Linked DNA regions of Homo sapiens: region 2 is linked to region 1. The links are chromatin contacts, found by Hi-C or POLR2A ChIA-PET in ENCODE. All regions are on one chromosome and are shown on one strand. Each heading gives the region's core, a stretch centred on a gene start or an enhancer-like site at or near the end of the contact. The rest is flanking DNA. Distances are from core to core; before and after follow the strand shown. Region 1 has its middle 110 kb from the start of USP46. Region 2 has its middle 71 kb from the start of USP46.

Region 1 (5,818 bases), core at 97-2,596:
GAGCACAGATCCTGTGTTCACATCCTCGCAGCTTCACCTGCCCAGATGACAGACACTCAGAGCAATTGCTATGACCAGAAGGGGACAGTCAGCTCCTATTTGAATCAAATGTTGAACTTTTGGCAAGAGATGTGGGGCAGACCGAGCAAGCCCACTAAAGGAGTTGTTGGGGTCCCCCACACTAACACTTTGCATCTGCTGCCGGAGCCGTTATTGCCCTCACTGTCTCAGATTTGGCCAGCACTTAGTGGCTGCACAGGGACACTTCCCCTCTAGACCTGCTGCTCCCCTTTAGCCCAGTAGGAGGCAGCATTGCCCCTCCTTGCCCTACGACTCGCTGGACTGATTCCAGGCTTCCAGCTCAGCAGGAAGAGGATCCATTAAAAAGATTTTATCTTCGGAAAACCTTATCACCCCTCAAATGTCAAGACTTTCAGAAATTAATCTAGAGTTTTCTCCTTTTCAGGTCTCAAATTTTAAAACAGAATCATAAAATGCTAGAGCCAGGAGGAGCCTCTGGAGTCCTGTCACATCCAGCCCTCTGTTTTAAAGATGAATAGATCGACCAAGGCAGAGACTCAAATACATATTCTAACATTTGGTACCAGATTGCGAAGTCATTGGAACCGAGCATAAAAAGCTATCAAGGAGAGATAAAAGATCTGAAGGAAAGGTTGCGTATCAATTTCTGGAAAGCTGGACTAAACTTTTAATGGAAAACAATTATTTTATAAAAAGGTAAAGAGAAAAGGTGAAATTTTAAAAATAGGTTAAGTAATACTTCAATAATATTTAACCTACATATCAAATATACTATTATTTCACCATGTAGTCAGTAAAGACACCTGTGAATAAGATCTTTTGCATTCTTTTTCTGTACTAAATCTTTGAGATCTGGTGAGTATTGTACAGTTATAGCATATCTCAATTTGGACAAGCCATGTCTCAAGTGCTTAGTAGCCACATGCAGCCAGTGGCTACTGTGTTGGATGGTGCAGAATTGAAAAACAGGTTAGTACAGAACCTTGTGGAGCCCTCAGGACAAGCTGCACAGACATTTGAGCTCACCCAGGGCATTCTGGGGAAATGTCTTATACCAACAGAATATAAGGGGCTGATATATTTTACCAAAAAGAGCTTCCTGTTTGAAAAAAAATATATACTTTTCACCCCATCTCCTCTCCTCAGATAAGCTGCAGAAGGATGCATGATCATCGCATCATTATTATTCTTAAACAATGAACTGAAGTGGACCAGTCAAGTGAATGCCAAAGGGAGTTTGATGGAAGAGGCTGTCCTGTTCTCGCCTAGAGTGACCTCACAATCTGTGGCCCAGGAGGATTTTATAAGATATCAGCATGCCTGTGGAGAACAAATGAATAGTTTTTTCCTTAGTGCTAAAAACACCAGAGGCAATTTTCACATACCCACCCTTCGTTTTTACAGGACGTGGTGGGGGAGTCAGGCTGTAATCACAGTGTGTTAACTGAGGATAAAATAGAGAGCATCAGCTAGATTGCTCTTTCTTGAAAACAACAGCCAAAAAAGAAAAACAGCACTCAGGATTTTGAGTCGTTTTGCATGCTCAGGAGAGGATGGCAGTTTCAAGCACAACATCAAGAGGAAGGACAAAGTTGAGCCCAACTGGGCACCAGCAAGGAGTGGGTGCACCCATCCATGCCTCCACGCTCCTAAAAATGAGGGCTCCCGTCATTTTGGGGTAGTGGGTGTTTCACAGCCTGTTCTCCTCAGCAGCTTTGAAATTCCGCGTTCTGAGTTCTGGTAGTGTAGCCTGGCACAGAGTTGCAGGGACAAGGTTTGTTCGCACCCTAATCTCCTACCCCAGCCTGCTGTCTTCCTGGCTGCCCCACAATCTGAAGTCGAGGGTTTCTCACTAAACACTGAGCAGAGCGGCAGGCAGACCTTGACCTTGCCTCATACGTTCAAGTGAAATAAGCAACCACCCTAAAAAAGAAACCAAGTTTTGCCTTTGTTGATGGATTCCTCCTTCTATGGAAGTATCTGTGATAAGGATACTGTCATCCTGAACCACTGAGTCCTTTGTTCCAAAAATAGTGATTGACAGTCATTGATCACTTACTGCCGGGTGCCTATAGTAACTCATTTAAAGCTCTGCATAATAGTCCTTCCACAGCCGGTTGTGGTGGCTCACACCTGTAATCCCAGCACTTTAGGAGCCTGAGGTGGGCGGATCACTTGAGGTCAAGAGTTCAAGACCAGCCTGGCCAACATGGCGAAACCCTGTCTCTACTAAAAATACAAAATTAGCTGGGCTTTGTGGCAAGCGCCTGTAATCCCAGCTACTCGGGAGGTTGAGGCACAAGAATTGCTTGAACCTGGGAGGCAGAAGTTGCAGTGAGTTGAGATCACACCACTGCACTCCAGCCTGGGCAACAAGAGCAAAACTCCATCTCAAAAAATAATAATAATAATAATAAATAAAAATAAAATAAAATAAATAAAAATAAATTAACCAGTTATGGTGGCTCACACATGTAGTCCCAGCTACTCAGGAGGCTGAGGCAGGAGAGTCGCTTGAACCCAGGAGGCAGAGGTTGCAGTGAGCTGAGATTGTGCCATTGCAATCCAGCCTGGGCAACATAGAGAGATTCTGTCCAATAATAATAATAACAGTAATAGTCCCTCCAAACTATCCTAAGTGCTTTGTATACTGTATTAAAGTCCTAGGTTCGCCATAACAAAGTACCACAGACTGGGTGGCTTCAACAACAGAAATTGTATTTTTCCACAGTTCTGGAGGCCAGGCATCCAAGATCTAGGTGTCAGCAGTTTTGGTTTCTTCTGAAGCTATGAAGGAGACTCTGTTCCACACCCCTCTCCCAGCTTCTGGGGGTTTGCTGGCAATCTTTGGTATTCCTTGGCTTGTAGATGCAACACCCTAGTCTCTGCCTTTGCCTTCACATGGCATTTTCCCTTTGTATGTCTGTATCCAAATCTCTCCTTTTCAAAAGGGCACTGGTCATGCTGGATTAGGGCACACACTAATAACTTTATTTTAAGTTGATTACTTCTGTGAAGACCCTGTTTTCAAATAAGGTCACCTTCTGAGGTCTTGGAGGTTAGGACTCCAGTTTGTTTTGAGGGGGACACAATTCAACCCATAACACACATATTAACTCATTTGTCTTTCCAACAGCCCTTCAAGGCATCTTCCTGGATAATTTATCCCATTTGCAGAAGAGGGCACCTGGGACACAGAGAAAGTAAATGACTGGCCAAGGTCACTGTATTAGTCGGTTTTCATGCAGCTGATAAAGACATACCTGAGACTGGGTAATTTATAATGAAAAAGAGGTTTAACGAACTCACAGTTCCATGTGGCTAGGGAGGCCTCATAATCATGGCAGAAAGCAAAAGGCACTTCTTACATGGCGGCAGCAAGACAGAAAACTTGTGCAGGGAAACTCTCCTTTATGAAACCATCAGATCTTTTGAAACTTATTCACTGTCACGAGAACAGCACAGGAAAGACCTGCCTCCATGATTCAATTACCTCCCACCAGGTCCCTCCCAAGACGTGGGAATTGTGTGAACTATGATTCAAGATAAGATTTGGGTGAGGACACAGCCAAACCATAGCAGTTACCAAGTTGGCAGTTGGTGGAGTCCCACAGGCTGTCTAGTTTGAGTGAGTCTGCTGTGCAACCCCATATGTATTGTTATTACTGTCTCAGATTTACACCTGAGGAAACCAAAATATACAGGTCACAAAACCCACCAGTATTACACAGTGAGTCATTGGCAGAGCTGGAGTTTGAACCCACTGCTATTCGGCTTCAGCACCTGAGCTGGTAATCACTAAACTATGTGACTTCTCTTACATAAAAATATCTTCCCAGAATTCAGGAAAGGCTAATTCGCCACTGCACACTTTCCAAGGACTGCACAATTCTTTGGTGGTGTTGGTTATGCATGACAGTAACTGTTGGAAGGGACTGGTGTCGGTCATTGGCGTAGGGCAGCAGGGTGAGTATCAGGAAAAAGCAAAAGGACCCAGGGGATCTGCAAGTCCTTGAGCCCCCACCTCTAGCACTGCCCTTAACCACCTCGGCCTCTGCCAGGGAACCAGGAAGAGGATGGGCAAATAGGAGGGCAATTCTGGGCTGCTTTGGGTAAAATAAAAAGGGGGCAGGAAATGAAAGGATTCAGGCTGTTAAAAGAAGCGACTCAACAGATCTTGCCTTATCCTTTCTTCCTTACTGGAAGGAAGCGGGTCTTACTGTCGCATGAGGAAATGGGGGAGCCCAGCTCCTGAGCATTCAGGCTAGTCTTGGTGTGATTCATAGTGTGATGATTTCTCTCTCTGAAAAATTTAAATGTAGAGACACAAAGCTGGGAGTTGAGAGCTGTGTCTCATGAATGTCACAACTGGGGTCCACACCTACCCTCCTCAGGATTAGCTGTTCAATTCCTCCTGGAATTTTGGGAGAAATCCATTGAATCCCACCCCCAACTCCCTGTTACTAGTTGTTAGTGGTGGTTAAGAGAGCTTGAGTTGTTTTCTCTATTCACTTAGTTTGAGTCCTGTACACTCATAAAAGTTATATCATTACCTTTCATTTCATTGAATCTAAACTATCTTTTCCCCATTTGCCCAATTTAATGAATTTCCTCAATTTAGTTCTCACTAATTACACACCCTACTCAGTATCTAAAATAAATCCATTTTTTTATACCCGTAGTGTAAAAGCTCCCTGAGGGTAGTGATTTCATCTTTTGTTTACTTCTATATCCTGAGCACCTAGCAATATTGATAAAGAAGGAACAGCTATGTGTAAATTTTTTCTCTCATTTTATATACATGGTAACTTGCTATACATACTGTTCTGCATATGTGTTTGTCCACTTATCAATATATCATGGAGATTGTCAACATTTAGTGGGTCAACAGGCAGGGGACGGGACTTTTACATTTATTAAAATTACCTGCTTAGAGTTCCAAGCAGAATAAAAGCAATTCTCCATCCATGCATGCACAGACTAATCCCAGGAAGTAGCCGTCACCCAGCATGAATTAAATTCGCTGTGCAAGGCATGCCTGGTATGCAATAGAGCCCTCTCACTTTTTTGTTGTTTTTAATCTACATGACTGACACCATAGCCACTGTTTCTTAGTACACACCATTCAAGATACAGCTACATTTTAAAGTATCTATTTCACTCCATAGAATCCTTTTATCTTGCAATCACACTAAACTTGAGTGCCTTATACCTGACAGGTATTCAAGTGTGGGGAAGGGGTGTGAATGAAAAGTTAAGATATACTAAACCACAAAGTATATTAACTTTTTTTCCAAGTTAAGGTAGAAAAAGGGAGGAAATCAATACATTTTAATTTCTTTAAATGAAAAACTTTGGAATAACCACGGGATTTAACCCAATAAGCTAAGGCAAAATCATTTTGGTGACTTGTGCCTGGTGCCTGCCCATCCATCTACTTCATGACTTAGCACCAAGTTTTTTATCTGAATTTGGGTGTGTACCACTTGTGTAAGACACAGCAAATTTAAGAGTACCATCCCCAGATTGCAATGTCAAAGTTCTCATTTATGGCCTATCGACAAAAACATTGTAGGATGAAAAGAGGAGCATAGGCAGAATTATTGGAGTTTCAAAATTGGAACAATGTGAGATAAATGGGTGATCAGGGGTCAAAAGGGCTATTTATAAGGCTTACTCTTCTCCTAGACTTTAATTCTCCAGAACACTTATATCACCCCGTGGAAGTATCTTGCCTGTGAGTTTTTGTTTATTCTCTATTTCCTCCCACTGGAAA
Region 2 (5,752 bases), core at 2,664-5,163, 42 kb after region 1:
TTCTCATCACACATATACAAAAGAGTATTTGCTAATTAACTTAACTGTAGTCATCTCACAATGTACACATATGCCAAACCATCCTGTTGTACACTTTAAATATATACAATACTTATTTGCCAATCGTACCTCAATAAAGCTGAGGGAAAAAAACGCCATATACACAGTTAGGTTTTACATTAGATTTTATTTTTCAAAAAGGTTGTGCTACCGAAACAAGGGCTTGAAAACAGCCCTAGATCATTTGGGTGATGGACTGGAAAGGGGGAAATTCTATATATAAGACCCTCTGGTTTCTGCTCTACCTCCTGATTGCTAAGACCAGCTGTTTCTCTTTCCTTGCCCTAAACCCTGCAGCTCAGGCCTCCACATGCTCCTTTGAGCAGGCACCAGGGAGAGATGGAGATTTCAAGAGCTACAGTTGAGCTTGCATTCCCTTTCTCCTGCAAGTACCCACCACACAGAACAGTGACTCTGCTTCTTCTCTGGGCAACCGTCACCAGTCCCTCCTTTCTTGCTTTAGGTAAAACCAACTTGGAAAGTGATGCAAGCAAGTCTTGATAAGATCTCAGGGCTTCTGTTTCCTCATCTTGACTTTGGAAAGTTTGAACTGTTTTCCAGGAACTCTCTTTCCGCTCTAGCATTCTTTGATTTAACATATTGATCAGTAAAATCTTCTAATGACATGCCACAAGAGAAAACATCAACAGGAAAGGGGCAAGACAAACAGAAATTTTGAGTCTGGCCCCATCCTTTTGGGATAATTCCAGAAAAGTAAGGGGTAGATGGAAAAGTGAAAACCTAGAAGGCATGTAAAACAGCTGTGAGAGGTAGAAGTTGTCACTTTTGCATATATATATTCATAGAACTATATTCTATAATCTATATTAGTTATGAAGTGCTATTGTTTCGTTACAATTTTCCAAATAAATGTGGTTACTTCCTTATACTGCAGCTTCAGTCTCATTATTTTTTATATTATTTAGCCACTGTAAAAGTTAAGGCCATTTCAACAATTAAACCTCTGCATCACAAAAACGTTTTTGCATTTATGCTAATGATTATGTTACTTCAAGTTAGAGGAATGACAAAATACATGGAAAATCCCTTAGAGTTGGCTGTCAATCTAAACCACATCAACACCTTATACATTTGTCCTTTATGGGTTTAGAGATCCTGAATAGTTGAAGGCTTGTTCGTTTGGTAACTTTCCAGTACCATCTGAAAATTCCAGCAGTCTGAAACAAGACTGGCTATAATTAACTGTTGAAGCTGAGTCGTGGGTTCACAGAGGTTGTGTTCTATTCTACTTTTGTACGTTTAAAATTCCCCATGATAAAGTTTTAAAAATAAACTATATCTACTTTCCCAGAAATCTATTTTAAAATACATTCTATCAGGCAGCTTTCTTTAAATATTAGTGTGACAGAAGTCACTCACTCACCAGCCATGCCTAAGAATGCATGAAATCTCTGTTCCCTTCAGCTCTGCTTTACCATTTTTCTTTATTGAATATTCTCCCTACACTTCCATCATTCACTTATTCACAACACTTGTTCTCAGAATGTCACTATAGACTTTTTATTTTTTTGAGACGGGGTCTTGCTCTGTCACCCAGGCTGGAGTGCAGTGGCACAATCATGGCTCACTGCAGCCTCTACCTCCCCAGGCTGAGGTGATCCTCCCACCTCAGCCTTCCAAATAGCTGGAACTTCAGGTGCATGCCAGGAAGCCTGGCTAATTTTTCTAATTTTTGTAGAGATGGAGGTTTAACCATGTTGCCCAGGCTGGTCTCAAACTCCTGGGCTTAAGCGATCTGCCTGCCTTGGCCTCCCAAAGTCCTGGGATTACAAGCGTGAGCCACCATGCCCAGCCGACTTTCTGTCCAATACTTCATTCCTCCATATATGTAAATGGAGAAGAGAAAAAAATCCTGTACCTAATGTAATTAAAGTTCTATTATGTAGCTTATAGTCTGGGATCAGCTGACATAATTACAAATAAATGCCTCTAGCAAAATTAAAGCAGGAAAGCTTCAAAATGCAAAACTATTTTCCAGAAATTCTAAAACAGTAAATGAGTTCCTATCCCATATCACTTTTGAGAGGTCTCACAGTTTTTGCCTACAAAAATCAAAACTTACAAAAAATTGTAACCAAAACTTGAATAGCAGAAATAAAATAGGATATTTGTTCTCAGGTAGGGGAGGACTATAAGGATTAAAATTATGCTTTGCCACTTTAGTTGGCTTGCCATGAGGTTCTTTTCTTGTACCTCCGAAAATCAGAAAGTGGCTTTCAGATCTTTTATTTAAACCCTTACATCGATTTCTCAAATATTCCATTTTCTTTCCTTTCTTCTTCTTCTTTGTTCTTCCGTGAAAAGAAAATTTCAGGACCTTCCCTATTTATTATGCCAAGGGCAAAAGTTAAGCCCTGGAAACTGAGTCACAGTTGTTTTTCTTCTCTGGTGAATGACCGTTGCTTCTTGACCTTTGTGTTGAGATGTTATACATTAACGAGACTCCCTAATCTTTATGCAAACCTAAGCTAAATGAGATGGAGACCCTCATGATTTTCACCTCTTTACAATTGGATGTTAAGTAATCCTTTGGAGTGTAATCAATAGTAGCCAATCAAATCCTATAGCTCTGTGTTAGCCTTTGTATGGAGAATGTTGTGATTCTGTTCTACACCTGTTTTTGCCTATATAAATAATCTTCACTTATCCCCACACCGAGAGCACTAATAATCATTCTCTGGTATCCGGGTGTGCCTGGACAGCTACCCTCAATCTTTGCACTTAAACTCTTTTAATTGGATCCTGACTCCTTTATTTTAGGTTGACCCTTCCTTTCCTGCTTTGTAACATTAAAAAGCTAAATAGGAGTAAGAATCACCTCTCTTCTTCTTAGATTTCTCCATGTTAGCCCCACACCCCCTTGTCACGCATTTGTTTTAACTCGACAACCCTTTCTAGGCACCAGCTTCAGAGAGGGACAGGACACTGTCTTCATGGAGCCCGTCTTCTTCTCTCTTTTCATGATCTCTTGTTCCATTGCCCCGTCTTGCAGAAAGGTAAGGGCTTGTTTAATTTCAGCCTTGGTTTGGATTCAAGATCACTGTTGTCACATTTGGGAGTGTTTTTTTAAAAAAAAAACAAAACACATAGACAAGTAATGCAAACAAAGTAAGAGCAAGACTTGTGCAGCAGCTCTTTTGAGGACAATCAGGAGGTGTCTGGGGGGCCCTTCCCACTAGAGGGCACTGGACCCTGTCCCTGCATCTTCAGTCGTCTCTACTGCCACATGCCCTGTCCACACCAGGATGACCCCTCCCCACCCCAGCCCTATGACTCTGGAAAGCTCTTCAGCACACATAACAGGATCCAGACAGAACTTGGACCTTCTCTGCTGGAGCAAATTGGAATTCCTGAAATTGATTGAACCCTCCATACAGAGGGAGCTCAGTCCGCATCTCCTCGGTTTAAGGCCCTGCCTCAAATAGGGGTTCTGATCCCTCAGGAAAGCAAGGGCTCGAGACACAGACAAACCTGAGCCTGAGGGACTCTAAGGGGAGGTGTGGAGGTGCCAGGAACTATGAACAATGAGCAAAGCATGTCAGTTGTACCAGGGCATGCCCACCATCACACTACATGCTTTCCAGCATTTCTATTTATTACAAAACTGCTTTGACCTTGTTTTACAGGTTAGGAAAAACTGAAGTCTAGATTTCTCCAGTTACTTGTAAGAAGCCTTCTTTGGTGTCTGGGCCAAAACCACCAACCCCGTGGGCAGGACGAGTTGCTGCAGATCAATGAGGTGCCAGCACACCAGTAGCCATCCTGTTTGTGTGTATGACGCTCCTTTCCCCCTTGCCCTCATGAGAACAGCAGACCTCAGGAAATGACTTCTCAGTCTAGCACTTTCCAGCCAGACCATTAGGAAAACAACTGTGGTTGAACAAATGCTCAGTGCATTGGGAGACCACACACTGGGGGACTGTGGGGCATCTCAGTAAGCAGCTGTCAGAAGAACTTTGAGGATGGAGGCCTTGCTTAGGTCATTCGTGGGAGTGTTCCACGAATAGGGGTGTGCTTTGGATTGGGTGTTGTCAGGAAGTGGGGGAGATTATCTGATTGAGATGGTAGTAAATCTCATGTAGCACAGATGAGAGCAAAGCTAAAATGGGAACTGGTGAAGGGCAGCAGGCACTCGGATGAAGAGTTTGTGATTTCGTGGTTTACATAGTGACCTTGTGTTTGTCTATGCTGGGATAATTATTAAGTGGTCTTGTTTTTTGTCTAACTTCATCACAGTCACGGCATGACCTTGTCTGAGGGTGGTGTTCTGTGCGATTTACGTGGAACAAGAAACACCACAGCCCAGTGATGAACGCCAGGATGCCTCCTGACAACATCAGAGGGCGGCTGTCTCAGGCTAGCCCCTGGCTGTCAGGGGATGCTTGTTTTTCTCATGTCTTCAGCGTCATCTTTCATGCCTAGGAAATGTTAGGAAATGTTGTGGGGAATAAATAGAACAGTAGAGCCTAGTATCCCAGAACTACTTATGATTTAAGTAGCTAAGATTATATACTTTCCATTGTTTTGCCAATTGGTCTGTCTCCCTTGGGGACTTGTGTGGAAAATGGCCCCTTCACCAACTACCACTCATCAGCACCCTACCCCAATACTATGTCCAACATCTGACTTAGGCAAACCAGGAAGCAAAGGCCAGGACTGAACTAGGATCTCATGCCTCCTGATCCTTTGCTTTCCCATATGCTAGGGGGATTGCATCGGCTGGTGATCAACCCACACTGGAACCTGAACTCCACTGAATTGAATCTAAAATTCCATGGGAGAGCGAGGTCAGGGAAACAGCAGAAAGAGCAGAGAATGTGTAGGTTTCCTGTCAGCGACAGACAAAGTGGGGTCTACCTAAGTCCCAGCTAACCTTGCAAAGCACACACACACAGGTGTTGGGCAGGCGTTGCGGCAAGACCCAAGGCTAGAAGCTAAGCAGTATTAGGAGTCTTAACTTTATTCCCCTCCTCTTACCCCCGAAACTCACAGCCCCTTATTCTTCTACATTATGTACACATTTCCATCTGAGGGGAGGTTGTATGGTGAATTCATTCTTCATAAACCTTCACAGACTCCTCAGATGACATAATCAGTTAAAAGTCAAAGTCAATCAATAGCCATACAGGAAGAGGGTTTTCTCTCCCTTCTACAGCCTTCACCCTTCTGCTGAAGTGTCATACATCTGTGAAAGGAAAAGAACATCTTGGGACCCCAAACTCACTATACCAAAGGGAAAAGTTAAGCTTGGAAGCTGGGTCACAGAACACTGTCTTTCCTTTTGTTCCTAAACAGATAGCTACAAGAGGCCATGTCTCCCCAGGTGGCCTCCCCAAGTATGGGACAAGAGGAGAGTACAAACCATCCCCACTGCCCAGCCTGAGATAAATGCATATTTGACTTCTTCCCCTATTCTGTTTATCTTTTGTAAAGTGCAGTTTTACTGAGCAGGGGACATACATAATCGACTGTTCCTCTACCCATTCCTTGCCACGTGCAACACATGGATTCAGTGAGTGTGAATCAAAGCCTCCTAAGAATGTGACCATGCTCTCCCTCTTTTTTTTGTTCTTTCCTCCTTTCTCCTCCTGCCTACTTTTCCCCTTTAAATACTGAAGCCCTCAAAATCCTCTTTGGAGAAAGTAGGGGCCATAGATCATACTGTAGCTTG

What was found. A loop is a pair of places that touch in the nucleus more often than their neighbours do. ChIA-PET counts read pairs that join two places held with the same protein, here RNA polymerase II (POLR2A). Pooled maps may share reads with other maps.
Region 2: a loop to region 1 is called in a map of heart right ventricle, with 4 times the contacts of the local background. The contact joins two enhancer-like sites. A Hi-C loop is called at or near these places in 14 of 168 maps with a recorded cell type or tissue (Right ventricle myocardium inferior, Right ventricle myocardium superior, cardiac septum and 5 more) and 14 of 50 pooled maps. POLR2A ChIA-PET finds 5 or more read pairs at or near these places in 1 of 52 experiments (H1).

The regions. Positions count from the first base shown.
Region 1 is chr4:52,545,335-52,551,152 of GRCh38, forward strand. No RefSeq gene overlaps it. Among named protein-coding and RNA genes, the nearest start is that of USP46, 110 kb to the right of the region's middle. Within about 2 kb of position 1,347, at least 2 of the 41 ENCODE cell types and tissues checked have a DNase peak (open chromatin) inside an H3K27ac peak, as active enhancers do; they include heart right ventricle, where a contact is called at or near this core.
Region 2 is chr4:52,585,023-52,590,774 of GRCh38, forward strand. No RefSeq gene overlaps it. Among named protein-coding and RNA genes, the nearest start is that of USP46, 71 kb to the right of the region's middle. Within about 2 kb of position 3,914, at least 7 of the 41 ENCODE cell types and tissues checked have a DNase peak (open chromatin) inside an H3K27ac peak, as active enhancers do; they include heart right ventricle, where a contact is called at or near this core.